Regions from separate parts of the Homo sapiens genome. Here all the other regions are linked to region 5. A link is a contact called in ENCODE Hi-C or POLR2A ChIA-PET data. All regions are on one chromosome and are shown on one strand. Each heading gives the region's core, a stretch centred on a gene start or an enhancer-like site at or near the end of the contact. The rest is flanking DNA. Distances are from core to core; before and after follow the strand shown. Region 1 overlaps LINC02768 (long intergenic non-protein coding RNA 2768). Region 2 has its middle 19 kb from the start of TARBP1. Region 3 overlaps NID1 (nidogen 1). Region 4 holds the start of SLC35F3-AS1 (SLC35F3 antisense RNA 1). Region 5 has its middle 31 kb from the start of LINC03108.

Evidence for each region. Hi-C counts contacts between places; a loop is a spot of excess contacts on that map. ChIA-PET counts read pairs that join two places held with the same protein, here RNA polymerase II (POLR2A). Pooled maps may share reads with other maps.
Region 1: a loop to region 5 is called in a pooled map, with 4 times the contacts of the local background. The contact joins two enhancer-like sites. A Hi-C loop is called at or near these places in 1 of 50 pooled maps. POLR2A ChIA-PET finds 5 or more read pairs at or near these places in 2 of 52 experiments (AG04450 and WTC11).
Region 2: a loop to region 5 is called in a map of PC-9, with 8 times the contacts of the local background. The contact joins two enhancer-like sites. A Hi-C loop is called at or near these places in 6 of 168 maps with a recorded cell type or tissue (GM12878, MCF 10A, PC-9 and 2 more), 36 of 37 single-sample maps with no recorded cell type and 17 of 50 pooled maps. POLR2A ChIA-PET finds 5 or more read pairs at or near these places in 12 of 52 experiments (GM12878, MCF 10A, OCI-LY7 and 7 more).
Region 3: a map with no recorded cell type shows a loop between it and region 5 (12-fold over the local background). The contact joins two enhancer-like sites. A Hi-C loop is called at or near these places in 1 of 37 single-sample maps with no recorded cell type and 5 of 50 pooled maps. POLR2A ChIA-PET finds 5 or more read pairs at or near these places in 1 of 52 experiments (H1).
Region 4: a loop to region 5 is called in a pooled map, with 22 times the contacts of the local background. The contact joins the promoter of SLC35F3-AS1 here to the enhancer-like site in region 5. A Hi-C loop is called at or near these places in 4 of 37 single-sample maps with no recorded cell type and 8 of 50 pooled maps.

The regions. Positions count from the first base shown.
Region 1 is chr1:235,953,122-235,957,699 of GRCh38, reverse strand. All of the region lies in intron 2 of LINC02768 (long intergenic non-protein coding RNA 2768), which reads left to right. LOC105373215 (a long non-coding RNA gene) reads right to left here. Exons shown (of 5, transcript XR_002958490.2): 4 at 2,668-2,827. Among named protein-coding and RNA genes, the nearest start is that of LINC02768, 17 kb to the left of the region's middle. Within about 2 kb of position 2,864, at least 9 of the 41 ENCODE cell types and tissues checked have a DNase peak (open chromatin) inside an H3K27ac peak, as active enhancers do.
Region 2 is chr1:234,496,373-234,500,816 of GRCh38, reverse strand. No RefSeq gene overlaps it. Among named protein-coding and RNA genes, the nearest start is that of TARBP1, 19 kb to the right of the region's middle. RefSeq lists enhancers at 766-855, 1,266-1,315, 1,356-1,405, 1,400-1,694. Within about 2 kb of position 1,561, at least 35 of the 41 ENCODE cell types and tissues checked have a DNase peak (open chromatin) inside an H3K27ac peak, as active enhancers do; they include GM12878, PC-9 and mammary epithelial cell, where a contact is called at or near this core.
Region 3 is chr1:235,997,280-236,001,506 of GRCh38, reverse strand. All of the region lies in intron 12 of NID1 (nidogen 1), which reads left to right. Among named protein-coding and RNA genes, the nearest start is that of LINC02768, 27 kb to the right of the region's middle. RefSeq lists enhancers at 1-55, 2,021-2,090, 2,131-2,180, 1,082-2,281. Within about 2 kb of position 1,971, at least 13 of the 41 ENCODE cell types and tissues checked have a DNase peak (open chromatin) inside an H3K27ac peak, as active enhancers do.
Region 4 is chr1:234,271,464-234,275,839 of GRCh38, reverse strand. It overlaps SLC35F3-AS1 (SLC35F3 antisense RNA 1), which reads left to right and starts at 2,818. Exons shown (of 2, transcript NR_183711.1): 1 at 2,818-3,638. All of the region lies in intron 3 of SLC35F3 (solute carrier family 35 member F3), which reads right to left. LOC105373206 (a long non-coding RNA gene) reads right to left here and starts at 2,777. Exons shown (of 2, transcript XR_949283.4): 1 at 1,957-2,777; 2 at 1-1,672.
Region 5 is chr1:235,009,186-235,013,587 of GRCh38, reverse strand. No RefSeq gene overlaps it. Among named protein-coding and RNA genes, the nearest start is that of LINC03108, 31 kb to the right of the region's middle. RefSeq lists enhancers at 815-994, 1,205-1,274, 941-1,441, 1,392-1,686, 1,285-1,874. Within about 2 kb of position 2,332, at least 26 of the 41 ENCODE cell types and tissues checked have a DNase peak (open chromatin) inside an H3K27ac peak, as active enhancers do; they include GM12878, PC-9 and mammary epithelial cell, where a contact is called at or near this core.

The sequences.
Region 1 (4,578 bases), core at 1,615-4,114, 940 kb before region 5:
GCCAATGTAGAGAGTCACTTTTGAGGGTAAACAAGAATTTGAGGGAGAAAGAGGTTGTTAGCAATAAAGTGACATCCAGCTCATCAGGGGCTTTTCCCACTGTGATTACCAACAAGACCAGTGGTGCCAATGGACACAATTGTAGAGGAGCTTTTGGGGACATAGCATCAGATGCACTTGGTGGCATCCGATAACCACAACTTTGCTGTTCTGAATAAGGCAAATGGGCCAAGGGTCAAAAAGATAGATGGATTATAGTCCTTTGATGTCACCTGTATTAATATAGTGCCAGTCTTAGTATTTGATAGGGTGCTGAGGGAATGGGGAGGAATCTTAATAAGTATTCTAAAATTAGCTCTTAGAAACCTGGAGTTACATTTTGTTGGTTGCTTTGGTCAAGCAAAATAAAGGATAATATATAGCTTTTGTAGGTACCCTCTGGCCCCTCCTCCCAGCCTGTTTCCACCCCTCCTTCCCGCCTGTTTCCACCCCTCCTTCCCCACCTCCTCATCCCCCATGAAATAAACATTATAGTAGCACTCAACTGTTAGGACATCTCAAACTTTCCATCCAAATGCTCTTTAGGGCAAAAGAGCTGAATTGTACCCCCTTAGGGAGGGGACAGTGGAGGGGAGCTGTAGGAGGGTACCTGTGGAAGGCATGGGGACATATCAAAAGCTAGATATTCCTGTGACGTGTCGTGGTTTATCTTTTAAAAATCTGCATGAATCTTGCATTAAACTCTGTAGTAATATAAAGTTTCAAATGTCCCATTTTAACTCCTTAACCATGTGTTGTGGTGAGACCTCCAGCTTTGTTCCTTTTACTCGATTGCTTTGGCTATCCAGGGTCTTTTGCATTTCCACATGAATTTTAAGATTGTTTACTCCCACTTCTGTGAAGAACATTATGGGTATTTTGATAGGGATTGCATTGAATCTCTAGACCTCTGGGTAATATGGACATTTAAATACTATTAGTACTTCCAATCCATGAATATGGGATAGTTTTCCATGTATTTGTGTTAATTATCTGTTATGGGTTGACTTGTGTTCCCCCAAAAAGATATTTTGAAGCCCTAATCCCAGTACCTCAGAATGTCATATTTGGATTAAGGTGTTTGCAGATGTAGCTGAGTTAAGATGAGGTCATTAGGATGGACCTTAATACAATATGACCGGTGTCCTTATTAAAAAGGAGTGAAAAGCCTGCTGGGATTTTGATAGGGATTGTGTTGCATCTACAGGTCACTCTGGGGAGATTTGCCATCTTAATAACATTGAGGCTTCCAATCCATGAACATGGACTGTTTCTCCATTTATTTAAGAAGGGCTATAATTCCTAAGCAACTATTACACTCAGGCCCTTAGCCTAAATCACATATGGTGTGCCATTTACTGATGTGGCATCTGAGGCCACAGACGTTAGGAAGACTATGAAGATGACACATGGCTAGCATGCTGGGATTCGAGGCTCCATCTGTGTGACGCTGTTTCCACTTCATCCTGTTGCTTCTTCTCACTGTTAAGGTGGCTGACAGCGCCCCAGCTATCTCTAGTTTAGGGCACTTCACTGGCATAACTGGTTGTCTTAAAAAAGAGAAGAGAGATTGATTGCAAACAAAAGAGAGATTGGATTCTCTATAGTGACCTGGAAATATGTTCAAGATACAGACGTAAGTGAGTAAGGAAGTCACAGAACTGTGTATATTTTATGGCCTATTTTTATACAAACAAAGACTTATGTGTATTTGCACTTAGGGAAGGCCTGGAAGACGATCCAAGAAATTCTTAACAGTGACTCTCTCCAGGGAGGATAACAGTGATCATGGTCAGATTAATGAGGACTTTGACTTTTCATCTTACATTATTGTCTATAGTCATTAGGATATTTTACTATAAGCAGCTGGACGTGGTGGCTCATGCCTGTAATCCCAGCACTTTGGGAGGTTGAGGTGGGAGGATCATTTGAGCCCAGGAATTTGAGAATAGCCTGGGCAACATAGTGAGACCCTGTCTCTACAAAAAATCTAAAAATTAGCAAGGCGTGGTGGCTTACACCTGTAGTCCTAGCTACTAAGGAGGCTGAGGTAAGAGGATGGTTTAATCAGAGGCTGAGGTGGGAGAATGACTTGAGCCCAGGAGTTTGAGTCTGCAGCAAGCTATGATTGTGCCACTGCACTGGGTGCAAAAAAAAAATTAGAAAAAAAAAATATATATATATGACTATAAACATGCATTTCCCCCTTACGCAGGAGTATCCAATCTTTTGGCTTCCCTCGGCCACATCAGAAGAAGAATTGTCTTGGGCCACATATAAAATACACTAACGCTAACGATACTGATGTATTGCAAAACAATCTTATAATATTTTAAGAAAGTTTACGAATTTGCACTGGGCCACATCCAAAGTCATCCTGGGTCACATGTGGCCTGCAGGCTATGGGTTAGACAAGCTTGCATTGAAAGAATCGAGTTGGGTGGTAATGGGGTAAGATTTTCCCATATTGCCAATTGTAGAACCTCGAAAATGGGAAGTTGTCTGGTTCCGCTTCACAACCGTAGTGACTGTGGAGTAACAGCCTTCTGAGAATGCACCTTGCAGGAATGAGAGCAGAGGAGGAAGTTGCACACAAGCACATGCACATATGCACCTGAGGGAACACACCTGTATCTGTCATTCCCCAGGGCTGAGTGGAGCTGCTGCCCGAAGACTAGGCTGCCAGCTGTTCCTCTGGGGTGCGTAGGCCACTTACCCCATCTCCAGAGCCACTCACCCATGGCTGCTGCGGGCCTTGCAGCAGTTCCTGTTTGGGGATGAAGGTAGCCTGTGAAAGTGACAAAGAGGAAGCTGTGGCTGCAACAGTGAGAGCATGGTGTGGGGGGGCCCCCTGCCCTTTGCCCTCTAGTAATGGGATTCTCCTGGGCACCTGTGCAAATGGCTCAGCAGGAGACGGAACGCTCCCTAGTGGAGACCATGGAGTAGGTGAGATCTTCATACTGATTCTCCTTCTCCCTTCTCCTGTTATTGCCCCTTACCCAACAACCTTCCCCGTCCCCTCCACACCCCACCCTTCCCTCCACTGGGGTGCTTGTTTTTGAGTTGGAGTCTCGCTCTGTTACCCAGGCTGGAGTGCAGTGGCATGATCATAGCTTACTGCAGCCTTGAATTCCTGGGCTCAAACAATCCTCCAACCTCATTCCCTTGAGTCACTGGGACTACAGACACAGGCCACTATGCCTCTGTTTTTTTTTTTTTTTTCTTCTAACTTTTGTAGAGACAGGGTCTCCCTATGTTGCCCACACTGGAGATTGGGGCATTTTCACACTGCATTGAAATGACCACCTCCCAAACTGGCCTGTGAGTGTTTTGAAGGTAGGGACTCTTCTCACTGATCTTTGCTTTCCTGATACCTAGAATCATACTGGGTACATAGCAGGCACCTCATAAATATTGGTTGGATGAATAGAAGGATGGAGCTAAAGCAATGAAAGCTGACATATTTCCACCCAAAACAAATGTTCCTCCATTCCAAACTCTCTCCCATTGCCTAGATGTGGCCTCACATCTCAGTCTGCTTTCCAGTGAGTATATTCCTCTGCACACACACAAGCACACCGTGGGAGACACCGGTGTTGTCCTCACTGGTCCTCCTAAACATCCAAATGCATAGCAGCCTGTGAGAACAAGACAAGCCACAGGCCAGGAGAAAATATTTGCAAAACACATGTCTGATGACTGATGTCCAAAATATGCCAAGAACTCTTATACTCAACCATAAGAAAAGAGATGGCCTAATTAGAAAATGAGCAAAAGATCTGAACAGATACTTCACCAAAAAAGATATACAGATGGCAAGTAAGCATAGGTAAAGAGGCTTAACATCAAATGTCATTCAGAAATTATGAATTAAGTCAACAGTGAGATACAACTGCACACTTATTAGAACAGCTCAAATTCAAAACACTGAGAATGTCAAACATACTGAGAAACCAAGAACCCTGAGAACATGCTGGTGAGGATGGGAGCCACAGAAACTCTCATTCATTGCTGATGGGAATGCAACGTGGTGCAGCCACTTCGGAGCACAGTGTGATCATTTCTTGCAAAGCTAAATACAGTCTTGCCATAAGATCCAGCAATCATGCTCCTTGGTATTTACTCAAATGAGTTAAAAACTTACAACTACACAAAAAACTGCACACAGATGTTTATAGCAGCTTTATTCATAATTACCAAAACCTGGAGACAATCAAGATGTCTTTAAGCAGGCGAATGGATAAACAAACTATGGAACACCCAGACAACGGCATGTTATTCAGGGCTAAGACGAAATGAGCTATTGAGCTCTGAGAAGACATGGAAGAAACTTACATGCATATTACTAAGTGAAAGAAGCCAATCTGAAAGGCTACATATTATGTAATTCCACTCTATGACACTGGAAAAGGCAAAACAATAGAGACAGTTAAAAAAAAATCTGTGGTTTTGGGGTAAGGTGGGGTGGGGAAGGGATGACTAGTGGAGCAGAGGGGATTTCTCGGGCAGTGAAACTATCCTGTGTGATACTACAATGAT
Region 2 (4,444 bases), core at 312-2,811, 510 kb after region 5:
ATCTGTCCCACTTTTAGAGAAAATAGGAACAAAATCTATTACATGTATTTTAGGCCCTCTATCTGAATTCTGAAGTCTTTCTCTGACTTCTTTTTCAGCTTCAGCTTTTGATTTCAGGCACATTCACACTTGTTTAGCTTTCAACTTACAGAGAATGCTGGAAAAGAGATTCATGCATTATTTAGAGCATTCGTCTAAATGCCCTCCCAGATCCCTTCTAACTCCATGAGGTCCCATGAGTCTGTGAAATGCATGGGCAAAGGAAGAGGAACTGAGGCTTTGAAATCAGATATACCTAGTTCCAATTCCTAGTTCTCAAGTTTACTAGTTGTGTGACTTTGGGTGAGCTGCTTAACCTCATAGGAGCCTAGAGTCCTCATCTAAAAACCTGGGCCAGTGCCAACTACCAAGCCATGACTGTGAGGATTAAATGAGACATCACTTCCATAAAAACACGGAACAGAGTGTGAGGCATACAGCAGGTGCCAAGGTAGATATTAGATCCTGCTTTTCATTATTGGTGCAAGTTTCTGATGGGTCAAACATGCAGGCTGTTGTATATTTGAATATTGCTTCAGTCTTCACTTCCACGGTTTTATTTCAAAAAGAGAAAGAAGGAAGGAAATAAACAGAAACTGTCAGAGGCCCTTCGGAAATCATCACTCATCCATTGAAATGTGCTTTCCATTCAAAAACTACCTTATTAATTATTCATTGCTTTTGGAACTGAAAATGAGAACAGAGCTTAAGACCCAGAGTTGGACAAGAACAGTGTTCCAACTGCTTGATTTCTGTCATTTCCTGGTTTCTACGCAGTACCTCCCAAAATCTGAGATTTGCAGTTTTGGGAGTCGAGAGAACTTTAGGCTTGATGATCAGTCAGGTTTAGTCAGGTTTAGCCAATGCCCTGGAATGACTGTTCTCTTTACTTTCATTTCCACTCCCGGCACCGCATTTCTGGGGGATTATTTCACTGCATGGGTGGCCCGAGTCCCTTGGCCTTCAGCCTTATGGCTCATTCCACCGCTCTGGGCAAGCCATAACCACCCGAACATGCAAGTCTTTCTTTTGTGCCCCAGTGGCATGAGTAACATCATTAACTCTTCAGGGCCGAGGTTTGGGATTAGGTAAAAATCTTACATCCCCCCGTGTTTGCAGTCAGAACACCAGAGTAACAACAGGGTGTTTGCGGGGCTTGTTTTCACGCCAGAAATGAGGTTGCCCTAACACACAATCCTTAAGATGTTTTTTCCCTAACGATTGTCTTCACCAGGATCGTGGGTTACAAAATGGAAGCTCAGTGCTTCCTGCTTCGAGTTCCAGTAGAACAAACATGCAAGAGACTCCTCGGCTTGGAAACTCTTCAAACCAGGGAAGGGCTGCTGATGTGTCCCCAGGAGGGGAAGGGCAGGAGGAGCACAGTTGTGCAGGGGGGTGTTTCACATGCTTCTCTAAAGAAGAGCTTCCTAAAGTGTAAAAAGGCTGGGGAAAGACACATTTCCCAAGGCCTGGGGCCAGTGCGGGGACAAACGCGAGGCTGGCGCACGTGCATTGCGGGTTCCGCGCGCCATCTGGTGGCTTCGGGCTGACATTGGGCGCACCATCCGGGCTTTTACCCCATTGACAGACCTCATAGAAGGAACCCATTGCGGGCGATAAAGTTCTGCTGGAAGTGATCACCAGGGCCCCCAAAGGAAGACACCGAGGGCCAGATGTTCCGAATTCCACTCCTTATTCTACAACTGGATACTGAAAGCCTCAGGTTCTCTTTGACAAGGGGGCACTGATCCTTCCTTCAGGACCAGCCTTCCTATCACACAGCAACATAAGCACTCGGCTCTGGGCAGTGTGGCCCCTCTGTGCCTTGCTTTCCACATCATGACGCCACATGACGGGCCACAGGAGTCTTCCCTTCGCCCCTACCTGGAACGCGTGTATTCCCTTCCAGCCTTGTGAATCCCACAGTTCTCAAGGCTCAGTCCACAGGCATCTTTATATCCTTAGAATATTTGCCTCATATTTTGTTCATACTAGTGTTTCCAAAGTGTGTTCCAAGAATGATGGTGTTATTAATCAGAATTGTATCTCTTTTTGAAAAGGCATTCAAAGTTTGGGAAAGTCAGGGTTACGCAAAGGTTAAACAGACCTGATTGCAGGATATCTCAGGAGCATGACACATACTGAGAATGTAGTGGATTTCTAAGAAGGAACTACAGTTTGCTATAGTTTCTAAACTTGTTTGACATCAAAACCTTCCTCCTATCTCCACCTTTGAAATGTATCTTGCAAATATTGCATCTAATAAAACAATTTTAAGGAAAAATAGCATCCTGTTCACTTGACCCAAGATTATGTAGCTGTCTTTTTAAAACTGGAAGACATCTGCATTCGTTTGCTAGGGCTATTATATTGCCTCACGGTTGTGGATGCTGAAGATCCAAGGCCAATGTGTTGGCAGGGTTGGTTTCTTCTGAGGCCCCTCTCCTTGGCTTATAGATGGTCGTCTTCTCTCTGTGTTACCACATGGTCTTCCCTCTGTGCCTATCTGTGTCCTAGTTGCCTTCTCTTTTCTTCATTGTTTCTTCTTCTTCTCCTTCTTCTTTTTTTTTTTTTTTTTTTTGAGATGGGGGTCTCACTATGTTGCCCAGGCTGGTCTCAAACTCCTGAGCTCAAGTGATCCTTCTGCCTCAGCCTCCCAAAGTGCTGAGATTACAGGAATGAGCCACTGTGCCCAGTCCTAATTTTCTCTTCTTATAAGGACATCGGTCATATTGGGTTAGGACCCACCAACATGACCTCATTTTACCTTAATCACCCTTTTAATGTCCCTATGTCCAACTACAGTTACATTCAGAGGTACTAGGGGTTAGGACTTTAACAAAGGAATTTTGGGGAGCCACAATTCAGCCCGTAACAACATCTTATTGTTGCATCTGTAGGGTAAAATGTATGCTTCAATGGAAAATTATGCATTGTTTAGAGCAGGGTTGGCAAACTACAACCAGTGAGCCAGATCCAGCTGGCCACCTGTGTTTGTAAATAAAGTTTATTGGCACACAGCAGCATTCACCCTTCACATATTGTCTAAGATTACTTGCATGTTCACTGACAGTTGAGTATCTGTACAAAAACCATATGGCTTGCAAAACCAAAAACATTTACAATCTAGCCCTTTATAGGAAAAGGTCTAGAACCCACCCACCCACCCTTCAGGGTTATCTAATTTTGATCCTATAGGGGCTCTGCACCTTTCACGGCCTTTGAGTTATTTTACAACTCAATAAATTGTAGATCATGGATAACAATGCAAAACAATCCTTGACCACAGACAAGAAGCAGCCAGTTTTGCCTCAGTTTGCTTATTCCTTTCAGTATCCTTATCAATAAATGTGTGTCTTCTTTGGATTATCTTTTGAACTGGCAGTAGCGTCTTGCAGTTTCCTCATTATTAATGAATTGAATAAATCTTTAACTTTTTTTTTTAGTATCTGTACGAGTCATAATTTTACCTTTTTTTTGAAAAAGTGTCCCTTAAAATATCAATGTTAGGTTTCTTGAGTGTAATAATGGCACTGGGATTATAAAAGACAATGTTTTTGCTCTTAGGAGTACATATTAAAGCACTTAAGGTGTGTCACGCGCGTCCACGTGAAGAGAGTCCACGAACAGGCTTTGTGTGAGCAGCCAGGCTGTTCGTGTGACAAGGTGAAGTGGCATCATGCTTACAATTTGTTTTCAAATGGTTTGGCGTATATGAATATAAATGTGTGTGTGTCTGTAAATACTCACACATACATCACATATATAGGAGGAAAGATGGAGGAAGAGAAGGAAAATTGGTAAACTATAAACAACTAGTGAATCTAGGTGAAGTATGGTGCCCTTGAATGGTGTACTATTCATTGAACTTTTCCATATGTTTGACAATTTTCAAAGTAAAAAACTGGGCAAGGGGGGATAAGTTTATGTCATATTCCTCATGAAGCGTGTTGTCAGCTTCATGTCCTATTCTTCTGGATGTTTTTCCAGTACTTCAGAGATTAGCCAATTATAGACGTTTGTTAGTAGTCTGACTTTCTGCAGTGGGTACTGCAAGTAAGAAAAAGTAAATGATTGGGAGGCTGAGGCTGGCCAATTGCTTGAGTCCAGGAGTTTGAGACCAGCCTAGGCAACATGGAGAAACCTCAGGTCTATGAAAAAAAAGAAAAAAATCAGCTGGGTATGGTGGCATATGCTTGTAGTCCCAGCTACTAGGGAGGCTGAGGTGGGTGGATGGCTTGAGCCCAGGAGATCGAGGCTGCAGTGAGCTGTGATCATGCGACTGCACTCCAGCATGTCTCAAAAAAAAAAAAAAAAAAAAAAGTAAATGGAACATGAAACATTAATGTTTCTACTGTCACATGGCTCAATTTCTTCTAGAATTCTTAATAGTACCAAGCAAATA
Region 3 (4,227 bases), core at 722-3,221, 990 kb before region 5:
TAAATTCTCCTTCTTGGAAATTTGGCAGTCTTGCTTGGACTAACAAGTGTCTATTTGGCAGTGAATGAGATGGGGCTATAAGCCAGCAAAATCTCAAAGCCAGGCTGGGCGTGGTGGCTCAAGCCTGTAATCCCAGCACTTTGGGAGGCCGAGGCGGGTGAATCACGAGGTCAGGAGTTCGAGACCAGCCTGGCCAACATCATGAAACCCCGTCTCTACTAAAAATACAGAAAATTAGCTGGGCGCAGTGGCAGGCGCCTGTAATCCCAGCTACTTGGGAGACTGAGGCAGGAGAATCGCTTGAACCCGGGAGGCAGAGGTTGCGGTAAGCTGAGATTGCACCACTTCACTCCAGGCCGGGCGACAGTGATATTCTGTCTCCAAAAAAAAAAAAAAAAAATCTCAAAGCCAGCAGAGACCAGGGACTGTTCACTGCACCTGAGTGACCTTGTCCAGAGATGTGTGTCCCAGAGGTGCATGCTCAGAACCCGTGTAGGCCCTGGGAGTAGCTGCCTCTGTAGTGGGGCGTGGACTCTGTGCAGGAAGATGCTGAATAAATAGCACCTTCCCAAACAAGTTCCATTCTGAGTAGCCCATGGGTTCTCCCACGGTTGCATGTCGTCTCTTTCCAGAGAGTCTTGACATCTGTGAGCACCTCCCCTCTCTCCACTCTATTGAGTATATGAGAGGCTACAATTGTCATTTATTTGAATGAACACAGAGAAACCAATTTAATCAAGCAAGGGAATGGAATGCAAATCCAAGGTCAAGAATGTACTTTCTTCTTAGTTCTCCTTCTTGTAAACCAAAAAGTATCTGAGACAGGTCTCAATCAATTTAACAATTTATTTTGCCCAAGTTAAGGAGATGCCTGTGACACAGCCTCAGGAGGTCCTGATGTCGTATGCCCAAGGTGGTCAGGCTACAGCTTGGTTTTATAGATCTTAGGGAGACATAAGACATCAATCAATACAGGTAAGATGTATGTTGGTTTGGTCCAGAAAGGTGGGACAACTGGGAGCCAAGTGTAGGAGGGAGAGCTTCCAGGTCATAGGCAGATTCAAAGATTTTCTGATTGTCAATTGGTTGAGTTATTATCTAAAAACCTGGAACCAATAGAAAGGAATGTCTGGGTTATGATAAGGGCTTGTGGAGACCAAGGTTTAGTCATGCAGATGAAGCCTCCAGGTAGGCGGCTTCAGAGAGAACAGATTGTAGATGTTTCTTATCAGACTTAAAGAGTCTGTTCTGCCAGGTTTTGTTGTTGCTGTTGTTGTTGTTGTTGTTTTAATTGAGATAGAGTCTCGCTCTGTCACCCAGGCTGGAGTGCAGTGGCGCAATCTCAGCTCACTGCAACCTCCACTCCCTGGGTTCAAGAGATTCTCGTGCCTCAGCCTCCCAAATAGCTAGGATTACAGGCGCCCATCACCACGCCCAGCTAATTTTTGTATTTTTAGTAGAGATGGGGTCTCACCACATTGGCCAGGCTGGTCTCAAACTCCTGACCTCAAGTGATCCACCCGCCTCAGCCTCCCAAAGCGCTGGGATTACAGGCGAGAGCCACAGGGCCCGGCCTGTTCTTTCAGTCTTAAGGTCCATGTTGATGTTAATGGTAATGAGACGTGGCCAACCCTCCCCTTCCTCTCATGGCCTGAAGTAGTTTCATAGGTTGACTTTGGAATGCCCTCGGCTGAGAGGAGGGGTCCATTCCGATGGTAGGCGGACTTGGAATTTTATTTTTGGTTTACACTCTGTTTCATTTTCCTCTCATTCTCTTTGTCCCCCCACCTTGAGAAAAGTCACCCCAGACTTCCTGCCACTCCTCAGATAAGTATCAGGTCTTGAATGCTTTCTTCCCTAGCAGCTCGAACTAGATGAGTAAGAAGACGCTTGTCTGAGTCATCAATGTATCAACCAGAAACAAGCTCAGGAAATGCGTCTTTAGCATCCCCACTACCCCCACCCCATCCACCAGGCCTTTAATGGAAAGTTTCCCATGGGGGCCAGGGACACTCAGCAGGGGACTCTCCCTAGAGCCCCTGGGCTGCTCCCACTGTCTGCTGGCCCAGAAAGTCCACCGAGATCACAGCTTTTTATAAACTCACTTGAGATTCTATTTCCTGAGTACAGTTGAGGTTCCCCCTCCTTTTTACAAGTTCAAGATACAGTACTTCAAAGTTCCACTGTAAATTCTAGAGCCCTTGAGATTTTCTATGCTGACCAAATACTTTGTTAACACAACTCTGTCGGCCACATAAAATGGAACAACGCTTACTGCATGAAAAGTTTTGTTTGGTTGACAGCACACAGGACACCAGTTTTGTTTTCTAACTGGAAAAGCACCACCACATGCAGATGTGATTGGTAGGAAAATGGGGCTCTGGATGCACAGGTAATTTTGGTGAATGAGCTAAGGTACTGTGTGTACATCGCTGTTGTCGTAACAGGTTCAATGTGAGGGAGCCGTCTAAGCACTGGCAATGTGGACGCCAGATGCCAGACCAGAAGGGCGGGGCTAGACCACAAACCCAGAGACCTAGGTTCTCGTTAGAACTGAGCCACCAACCAGTGCTGTGGCCTGAAGGAGTCTCTGAGCCACCAACCAGTGCTGTGGCCTGAAGGAGTCTCAACTTCTCTGAGTTTCAGTTTTCTCATTTGGTGTAAAAACTGCAGTTGCTTATCACATAGGATTGCAATGAGAATCAAATGAAACATATCTGTGAATGGAAACAGCTTATATGAAAACTCTAAAACCCTATGCCAACGTAAAATTTTGTGGAAGTAAACACGTTTTACATTCAAGAGTGAACAAAACCAGATTTTTTTTTTTTGAGACAGAGTTTTGCTCTTGTCGTCCAGGCTGGAGTGCAATGTCACAATCTTGGCTCACTGCAACCTCTGCCTCCTGGGTTCAAATGATTCTCCAGCCTCAGCCTCCCGAGTAGCTGGGATTACAGGCACCCGCCACCACACCCAGCTAGTTTTTGTACTTTTAGTACAGACGGGGTTTCTCCATGTTGGCCAGGCTGGTCTCAAACTCCTGACCTCAGGTGATCCACCCACCTCGGCCTCCCAAAGTGCTGGGATTACAGGCGTGAACCAACGTGCCCAGCCAGACATTTTTTATTCTAACCAGATGGCTTGCTTGTATCTTTGTTTGGTGCTTCCTACTTCAAATGTTTTGTTTTGTTTTTTATATTAATTAGCCTCTGGGACAAAAGAAAAGCATGCATGGTTTTGTCTTGCTGGGTTCAACAAATACTTTTCTGGCATGCTAACTGCTTCTCACCAAGGGAGCAACCACGTTAAGCAAACCAACATGAGAACTGGCAACACAGACAAAGGTACTTCAAATATTCACTGGCAACACACTTATGGAATGTCACTGTGTCTGCTTTGCGAGGATCCAGTCGCAAATGAACATCTGGGTGCAGAGCTCGAAATGTCTCTGTGTGCCTTGTCTCGTCACCTCCCACTGACTCCTCAAACAGTCCTGTGAGATCTGTTATTACTGCCATCCCTGTTCCACTGCTGCAGGAGGCACAGCTTAATCTGTATCATTGACATGTACAAGGTGACACCAGAAGTAATGGAACTGAGGCCAGGCATGGTGGCTCATACCTGTAATCCCAGCACTTTGGGAGGCCGAGGTGGGTGGATCACCTGAGGTCAGGAGTTCGAGACCAGCCTGGCCAACATAGTGAAACCCCGTCTCTACCAAAAAAATTCAAAATTAGCCAGACATGGTGGTGGGCACCTGTAGTCTCAGCTACTCAGGAGGCTGAGACAGGAGAACTGCTTGAACCCAGGAGGCAGAGGTTGCAGTGAGCTGAGATCAGGCCACTTCACTCCAGCCTGTGCAAGACAGAGTGAGACTCTAATTTAAAAAAAAAAAAAAAAAAAAAGTAATGGAACTGAGAGTCAAAAACATTCCCAGGTGCAAAATTCTGAGAAATATATAATATTCTAGTCTATGTGATTACAGTATATTTTTTATTATTAATTAACATTTTAGTATATATTAATTAATGTACACATGTGTAAACATATATACAAATAAGTACATATTTCCCCTTAACATAACTGGTAATGCCTAGAGCAGGGGTTGGCAACTACAGTCCCCATAGGCCAAATCTGGCCCACTGTTTGTTTTTGTAAATGAAGTTTTATTGGGAAAGCCACACTCATTCATTGAGGTATGAAACATGGTTGCTTTCATGCTACAAC
Region 4 (4,376 bases), core at 1,569-4,068, 740 kb after region 5:
ACATATTAATACTAAACAAATGTTAGCTAGCAGCAGCAGCAGCAGCATCTTCTGTGCTATATATATATATATATATTTTTTTTTTTTCAATACTTACCAATGATGTTTCATTTATCAGAGTTGACCTGATCGGAGAACATACTGCAGGAAAACTGACTATCTGAGGTCAGGACCTGAGTGATGTGTGTCTGTTTCAGGATATGTGTTGTGTGTGTATGTTTGTGTGTGTGTGTGTGTCTGTCTGTCTGTCTATCTACCTACCTAACTACCTACCTACAAGCCAACCCACCCACCTATCTATCTCAGCTGATGTAGGAGTTTTGAGCATCCCTCTGTCTCTGCAATATTGAGAAAAGAATCTGTGTTCTCTTAACTAGGGGTGACATAAAATAAGGAATTCAGGGGAATGAAATTGATATCTTAATGAATGAGATATAGGCTGAGTATTCCTTATCCAAAATGCTTGGGACCAGAAGTATTTTGAATTTCTAATTTTTTTTTTTTTGGGATTTTGGGATGTTTACATATCCACAATGATGTTATCTCAGGGGACGGAACCCAAGTCTAAACAAGAAAACCATTTACGTTTCTGATACACTTTGTACACATAGCCTGAGGGTAATTTTCTACAATATTTTAAAGAATTTTGTGCATGTAACAAAGCTTTGACTACGTTTTGACTGTGACGCATCAAATGAGGTCCGGTGTGAAATTTTCCACTTGGGTCTTGTCGGTGCTCAGAAACCTTCAGATTTGAAGCATTTCAGATTTTGGATTTTCCGATGAGGGAGGCTTTCAGAAGGGTTGTGGCAATATATGTCACAAGGTGGTGAGGGTCTGGAATAGAATAGGAGTGGGTGGGAATGTGGTATATGAAGAAAGAAGTAGGGCATTGATGGAGAACTCATTCTTTTTCATTTAATGCAAATAAAATCCCTCTCTAGTATTCTGCATGGCATTTTTTGTTCTTTGGCATCCTCCAAGCCTGCATGCCACTTTTAAGACAGAAATAGAGTCCTTGAAATGCAGAATTCTGTCTGCTTTTGTATACAACATTGAAGATTAATGTTTGTGAGGACTAGATAGACAAGGACTAGGGGCAAAGTCACCAGCCAGGGTGTTCTTCCTCAGCAGTTGGAATCTGCACCATCACAATCGCCTTGGCTTGGATGGCTTTTCCAAGTGTGGTTAGGAGATGAGCAGAGAAGTGCATTATCCTACTGTCAGCAGGGAGCCCTGGCGTCTCGTGCCCTGGCCTTGGTGTGCTCACTCACAGACATTCCTCTTTCCTGAAGTTACTATCCAGGGATCCCACTTGACAATTGATTATGTGCTGTTTTCTGTGAAATTTCTCGAGTTTCTTTGTAATGTTGTGCATGTCTCTATGTAGCTGTTTTCCTAAATGGATGATCCTATCCCTGGAAATACCAGACCATGTCTTATACCATTTGGTATCTTCTCCCATCCTTCCTAATGCCTGTACCAGTGTCTCTATGTGTTACAGCACTGAGAAGGCAACGAACAATCCACAAAAACCAGGCTGATGAATTAAAAATCTCTTTGGTGACGCTGAATACACAGACTGTGCAGCGTGTTGGTGAAATGGAGAAGAAGTTGAAGACCTCACAAAACGGTCTTTTAATTAAGATTTTTGTATTTGTTCTCCAGCTGCCTGGAAATTCCAATAAGACAGTTTTAATTAGAACCAACGTTCACATTTCCCCCTGAGAACTATCAACATTTCGCTAACCCCAATTTTTAAGAATCAAGCTATGGAGACCATAGATAACTGACTTTGTATCTGTTTTTCCTTTTAAAAGTGGAGTTCAATGCATGTGATGGTTTTTTTTTAACCAAAACACTATCCAGCATGTGGCCTATTTTGTACACAAATGCTACCATGTGCAGCATGTAATGAGTATGCGGTCCACAGTCACTTGTGCTGGTCAGTCTTACCTTTTGCTTCATCTGGATGCCTCCGGGAGCTGGATTGTGGCACCCTTAAGCAGGGGGACTTTCCAGACTGTGTGTATTCCTCCCAAGCCCTCAAGTATCCTAAAAATCATTTCATGAATCCTCCATCAAGTCCCCATTTCTCCATTCAGATGCCCCCGATTCCTTCCCTGCTCCAGACCCTCAACACCTTGTGCATGATGAATTGTAGCAATCCTTCTGAAGGCCTTCTGAAGCCATCCTTCTGAGGCCATCCAGCCTTCACCTGACCTCTTGTGAAGTCTTGCATAATTTAGAATCTGTATCACGTAATTTATAACTCAAATTTTCACGATCCTGAAAGATGGAGTATTATTTTGTGATAGCAGGATGTGCTTCTGGCCTTCCTGCTGCCTCTTCAAAAATGCTCAGCACAAACCTAAGTTCTTGGCTACTCCAGATAGGGGGGCAGGACAGACTGCTGGAATTGTAGGGAGGCTCGTGGGAGGGGGGTTGCCTGGGCTTGCGTTCCCTGCATCCCCTGTACCACTCACACCGGTGTGGGCCCTTCTGGGCAGTCATCAATAAAGAAAGTCAAAGAAAGCCATCGCCAAGCTTCTGAAGACTTATAGGCAACAGCCTGTATAAGGGATAGTAAAAATAAGTAGACACAGCTGGCAGTCAGACGTCTGGGTTTGGAAATAATGATTCAAATCGATGCATTGAAGGTAGGAGTGCCAACTCCAGAGAACCAGGCAGGGACAGCTGGAGTGAGCCCATGCTGGCAATTCCCTGAATGCAGCAGGTGTCAGATGATGACATAATGCACACATGATTCAATAATGGATTAGGGAATACAAGGAAAAGGTGACAGAAAAGCAAGAGAGGGATCCGAGGAGTGCCGACCAGAGAGGCAGTTCATGTAGCCTCATTAGTAAAGCCCCCAGGGGCTGTGACTGTCCTGCGCGGGCTTCCAAGTCCACCTGAGAGTTCTGATGCTGTGCTGACCCCATGGCACATCAGGGGCAGCGAGCCTGCTGTCCACACTGGCTGGGAGAAGCAGCAGCCAGGCAAGAGAACAACAAACAGGGGCAGGCAGCCACCCACCAAGAGGACATGTGGAACCAGGCAGCACGCCATTTGGAAAGCAAGTCTATATGGGAGTGGTCACTATCATGGAAAGGAAAAAGAATGGGAAAACCTGAGATTTAAGAAAGACCCAATGCTGTTCTAGAAGCATCTTCAGAAAGAGCAATAAAGCTTCTTTGGGGAAGTCACAGGACACAGACTCTCCAGGGTGGAAGGGATCTTGAAGAGCACAGAGGCCAAGTCCTCATCCATCTCTCGACTTCCTTCATGACTCATCTGAAGACGGCTGGATTGGTCTATGTCTGTACCCTACCCTCACCCCACAATCCCAGTCCACCCTATCTCAGAACAATTTCAAATGCAGGGGAGGATCAGAGATGAAGATGTTACTCCAAAAGTATACATGCAAAGATGTTCTGGAAGTGCTACTTCTTAACTTGTCTGGTCTTATAGTCTGTGGTTGAAGTGAGTTTCTCCACTTCTAGAACGCTTTAGGTCTTGTTTCCTGTCCTCTTTGAAAAGTTTTATTAATAATTACGTGCTGCCCTTCTATTACTCCTACTTTCCATACCCTGGAAAGTATACACGGTTCTAGAATATTCCATTAGGAGGGCCAGGTAAGGATTCTTAAATATGAATGGATTTTATCATTCTCTGCCTGTTGTCTTCACACATTTGTTTCTTTCTTTTTTTGAGACAGAGTCTCGCTCTGTTGCCCAGGCTGGAGTGCAATGGCATGATCTTGGCTCACTACAGCCTCTGCATCCTGAGCTCAAATGATCCTCCTGCCTCAGCCTGTCAAGTAGCTGGCACTACAGGCATGCTCCACCATGCCTGGCTAATTTTTGTATTTTTTTGTAGAGACGGGGTTTTGCCATGTTGTCCAGGCTGGTCTTGAACTCCTGGACTCAAGCGATCCACCCACCTTCGCCTCCCAAAGTTCTGGGATTACAGACCTGAGCCACTGCATCTGGCCTTGTTCTCTTCACACATTTCTTAAATGGAGCTCAATCCCTGCACTCATTAATTGAAGGTCAAGGAATTATCATTATTCACTGGGATCATGGTACCAGATTGATTTACTAGCAATATTTTAGTTTTTCTTTGTGTACAAAGTCTATTCATGATATGATAAAACCTGAGACACAAATCTCAATGAATGAAGTTCTTGCTTTCGGCAAATGTATTATTATTAAATAACATCAATGCATAATAAATAACATTTTAAAATTTATAGCACCTTTTACATTTTCCCTGATGGGTCTCAAGGGACCTCACAAACACCTGTTCAATCAAAGATAACAGAAAGAGCATTATTTCTCTTTCACAAAACGAAAAAACTCTGAACCAGAGAA
Region 5 (4,402 bases), core at 1,083-3,582:
GGCTAGCCCAGATTCAAGGGGTAGGGACATAGACCACAACTCTTGATGGGAGTAGCAGCTAAGTCATTGCCAAGGGATGTGCTTAACAAAGTAGGAGGAATTTGTGCCCATATTTTACAATTTCTTGTAGCAAGAAACCAACATTTATTGGATATTTACTGTGTTGCAGGTACTGTATAGGTACAACACATATATGAGTCCATTTAATCCTTATGGCAATCCTGGCAGGAAGGCCACTGAAGCAAGAGAGGTCCGGGGACAATATGGCCTTCCAAAGGACCCAGAACCAGTGAGGGGAAGGCTGACATTCAACTCCAGATTGGTTTTTGTTTTCATTTTTCTCTTCCTCTTGAATGCTGAGACTGGTCCTGCATCTGTGATGTATGGAAGAGGGATTCAGTTGGCTTTGCTAAGCAGTGTTTTCCTCTCCCCCGCCCTTCTTCCCTTCTTTTCAGATTTAATGAATTTCTGGCCTTCTTTGAAGGTTTTCTGGGTCACATGCTTTCTAGTTGCTATTGTGGAATAGTAAATGAGGCCTAGTTTTGCTTGTGGCAGATCCTGCTCTCTGGACACAGAGTTCCTGGTGGAGCAGTCTAATCTGGGTTGCTGGGTTGGTCGATGGTCCCCCAGACTGACCCTTCTGTCCCTGGGGTTGTCAGGGATTTTCTTGGCTGCAGATTCCTGCCCCAGTGGAGGCAGCTCTGAGCAGGCAAGCAGGAGCTAGCAGGCCTGTGCATTCTCTGAATGGCCAGAAGGGTCCTTTTGAAGGTTTTTCTTTATTTTCCTGAGTGTGGCCACCAGTGGAGTGTCCTGGAGAGCCCCAGGGGTGCAGTTCAGCAGCAGGACAGTCAGTCCCCCATCGGCATGGAGATGGAGTGTTCTGTGTGTGGATTGACCCTCTGGCGTCGTTGTTCCTGTTCAAACATTGCCTGTTTCTCTAAGGGGAAACATGAGCATTGGCGTTTCCTTTCTGGGTTGGAGGTGGAGAATTTCATCCCCACCCTACTCTGCGGATTCATTCCGTTTTAGTTGTCTGGCTTTGCCCGGGGCAGAGGCTGCTGACTGGTGAAAGCACCCTCTGAAAGCAAGTTTTTTGTTTTCTACTGTCCTCTGACCTTGGGACGGGCTATGATAGTCCTCAAAACCCTCACAAGCATGGTTTCCATGAGAGCCTTGCAACATTCCCTTGAGCCGGGCAGGGCAGGCAGCCATGTGGACATTTTAGAGATGAGGAAAGTGGGGCTGTGGCCAGACTCTTTGCGGCCAGACTCTTTCTGGCCAGGTTGTTCCACCTGGCTCTCCGGCTCGAGTCTGTCCAGCTTTCAGTCCTGCTGGTCTGTCTGCATAGGGGCTGCTTCTAGAAGACCAGGCGAGAGGATGTGGGTATGAGGGAGGAGCTGAGGCGCACAGGAAGAGCAGATGGCCTGTCTCTCTCCAGTATCTGCTAGTCACTACCTGGAAACCAGCAATGATGATGTAACCACAAGCATTATTCAGTGATGGCCGCCTTCCTTGTGTGGGTGGGACCGCAACACCGCCTGGGCTGGGGAATCCCATTGGTGACAACACAGCATCCTTTTGAGCTGACGCGGCAACAGATGCCCCAGACCAGCTCTGCGTCTGACAGCATCTCTGTGAAGCGTGTGCAGGGGACAGCAGACATCAGAGCTCTCCTGTAAATCACCTCCGCAAAGGCTCTTTGTGGTCGATTCACTGATGACTCATTTATAATCTGGTTTCAACATTGTGAGTCAAAATGCACCACTTTCATTAAAAATAACATTCACTGGGGTCTAACGGCTTTCTTTTTTCTGTTTTTTACTGTACTGTGTGGTTTCTGGATGGGAAGCTGTCAGATGGCAGGCGAGGTGTTCCGAGGGACTTGAGCATAATCGTGCAACGACTCAGGTGTGGATTGAACAAATAGTCCCGAATACCTGCTGTGGGTCCTGCAGACTTCTGGGCCATGGAAGTGTGTGGGTAGTCGGCGTGGGTGTGTGTGGGGGTGTGTGCAAGTATCAGGATCACCTGGGATGCTTGTTAAAAATACAGATTCCTGGGCTTCACCCCATATCTCTGAGGGTGGGGCCTTGTCAAATTCCTCAGGAGCTTTTTAGGTACAATAGAGTCAAGAGCCTTGACTCTGGGTGAGAGAGAATGGGAACTCCCTTCAAGCAGACCCTCCCTACAAACGGAGCAACCAGAGGAGAGGCAGGTCGACTGCAAGGCTGAGAGGGGTGGATGGGGGAGGTGAGAGAGGAAAAGGCAGGGGCGGGGGAACACCCGAGGTGGAGCGGGCCAACAGAGTCCCCATGGGAGAGTTGACTAAAAGCCCCGGCTTGATGCAAGGAACCCACAGTCTTTCTGGTTTGGGGACCAAATCTTGGGCATCCCCTACTTCCTTGGTTAAAAAAATTAAACATACAGAAACGGTTTAGTGGGCATTCTGCAGGGTAAAAAGCCCCTGCTGCATGGCCATGTTTTTATATTTTATGTTCTTTAGCAATGTTAGAAACTTCACTGGGAAAAGCACTTTAAAAAGATATAGTTGAGGGGAATGGGACGTGGGGAGTTATTGTTGAATGGGTGCAGAGTTTCAATTTTACAAGATGAAAGTGCCTGGAGATGGTTAGCGGCGATGGCTGTATAGCAGTGGGAATGCATGTCACACCACTGAACAACGTGCTTAAAAATGGTTACGATGGAGGCCAGGCACGGTGGCTGACACGTGTAATCCCAGCACTTTGGGTGGCGGAGGCGGGCTGATCACTTGAGGTCAGGAGTTTTGAGACCAGTCTGGCTAACATGGTGAAACCCTGTCTCTACTAAAAATACAAAAATTAGCCAGGCATGGTGGCGGGCACCTGTAATCCCAGCTACTCGGGAGGCTGAGGCAGGAGAATCACTTGAAACCCAGAGACGGAGTTTGCAGTGAGCTGAGATCGCACCACTGAACTCCAGCCTGGGTGACAGAGTGAGACGCTGTCTCAAAAAAAAAAGGTTAAGATGGTAAATTTTCTGTTATGTGTATTTTACTTACTACAATTTTTAAAAAATTGGAAAAAGAAAGATATGGTTGAGTCTGACTTGGATGAAAGTCTACAGGCCTCCTGCTGATGGTCTCAGCGGCTCCTGGGAAACTACCGTTTGTTTCAGCCATCTGTAACTTGATTTGTTGTTCAGAAGTTTGCCAAGACTTCTCCATGCAAAGCCAGGTGTAAGTTTAACCTGAGCCACGTGGGTCCCCCCACCTTTCCGCCTCCGATGGATCTTCTCTCCAAGGGCTCCGGTGCTCAGGCCCTCATAGCATGGGAAATCAGAAGGGATGTTTGGGTGGGAGGCTTGGCATGGAGGGTGGACATTTTGCTACAGATGGCCTTGCCCTCACGGAAGGCCATTGTTATTCCGCGTCTGCCCCCTGGCCGGGTCCAGCCACCTGAGCCTTCCTGAGCTCCCAGCTCTCAGTTGCAGCCAGCGCCCAACGCCTTCCTGCGGCACCTCCACAGACCTCGCCTCTTTGCCCTGACTCCTCTCATTCTCTGTTTTCCAGACTATCCCCAAGCCCTGCCTGTGGCTGCCTCCTCCCTCCATAGCATCCCTGCTCTGCCATGGCTCCCCTATTTGGGACAAGACCTTTGTGTGGGCCTCAAGATGTAGGCAGGTCTCTGCTCAGTGGCCCAGCTTTTGGTCGACACCTGCAAATGTGTCTAAAACTCATCTCAACCTCTTCCCCAACACCAGTCTTCCCTTTGATCCCACCCTCCATCTGCTCTTCTCTCAGCATTCCTGAGAGTTTCTGCAAGTTGCCCCAGCCAGAAACCAGGGTGCCAGGCATCACTCTTCCTGCCCGGTTCCCAGCTCCCACCAGCAGTGCCTCCTTGGCAGCTCTAGAATCCCCACTGCCTCTGGTCTAGTTCATGCCTCCATCACTTCTTCTCTGGACCACTGCAGTAGTCTCCTAAGTGACTGTAGCCATCTGAATAGTGGCCCCAAAGATATCAAGTGCCAATCGCCGGAAAACAGTGAATGTTACGCTACGTGGGAAAGTTTTTGCCAATATGATTAAGTTAAGGAATTCAAAAAAAATTATAAAATTGTGATAAATATATAACATAGACTTGACCAGTTTATTCATCTAAGTGCAGAGTTCAGTGGCATTAAGTATATTCCTATGTTGTGTGACCATCACCACCGTCCATCTCTAGAGCTCTTTTTGTCTTGCAGAACTGAAACTTTGTACCCATTAATAACTTCTATTTCTCTCTCTCCTCAGCCCCTGGCAACGACTCTTCCACTTTCTCTCTCTATGCATTTGAGTACTCTAGATACCTCATATTAGGTGGAATGAGGCCCGGCACAGTGGCTCACTCCTGTAATCTCAGTACTTTGGGAGGCTGCGGCG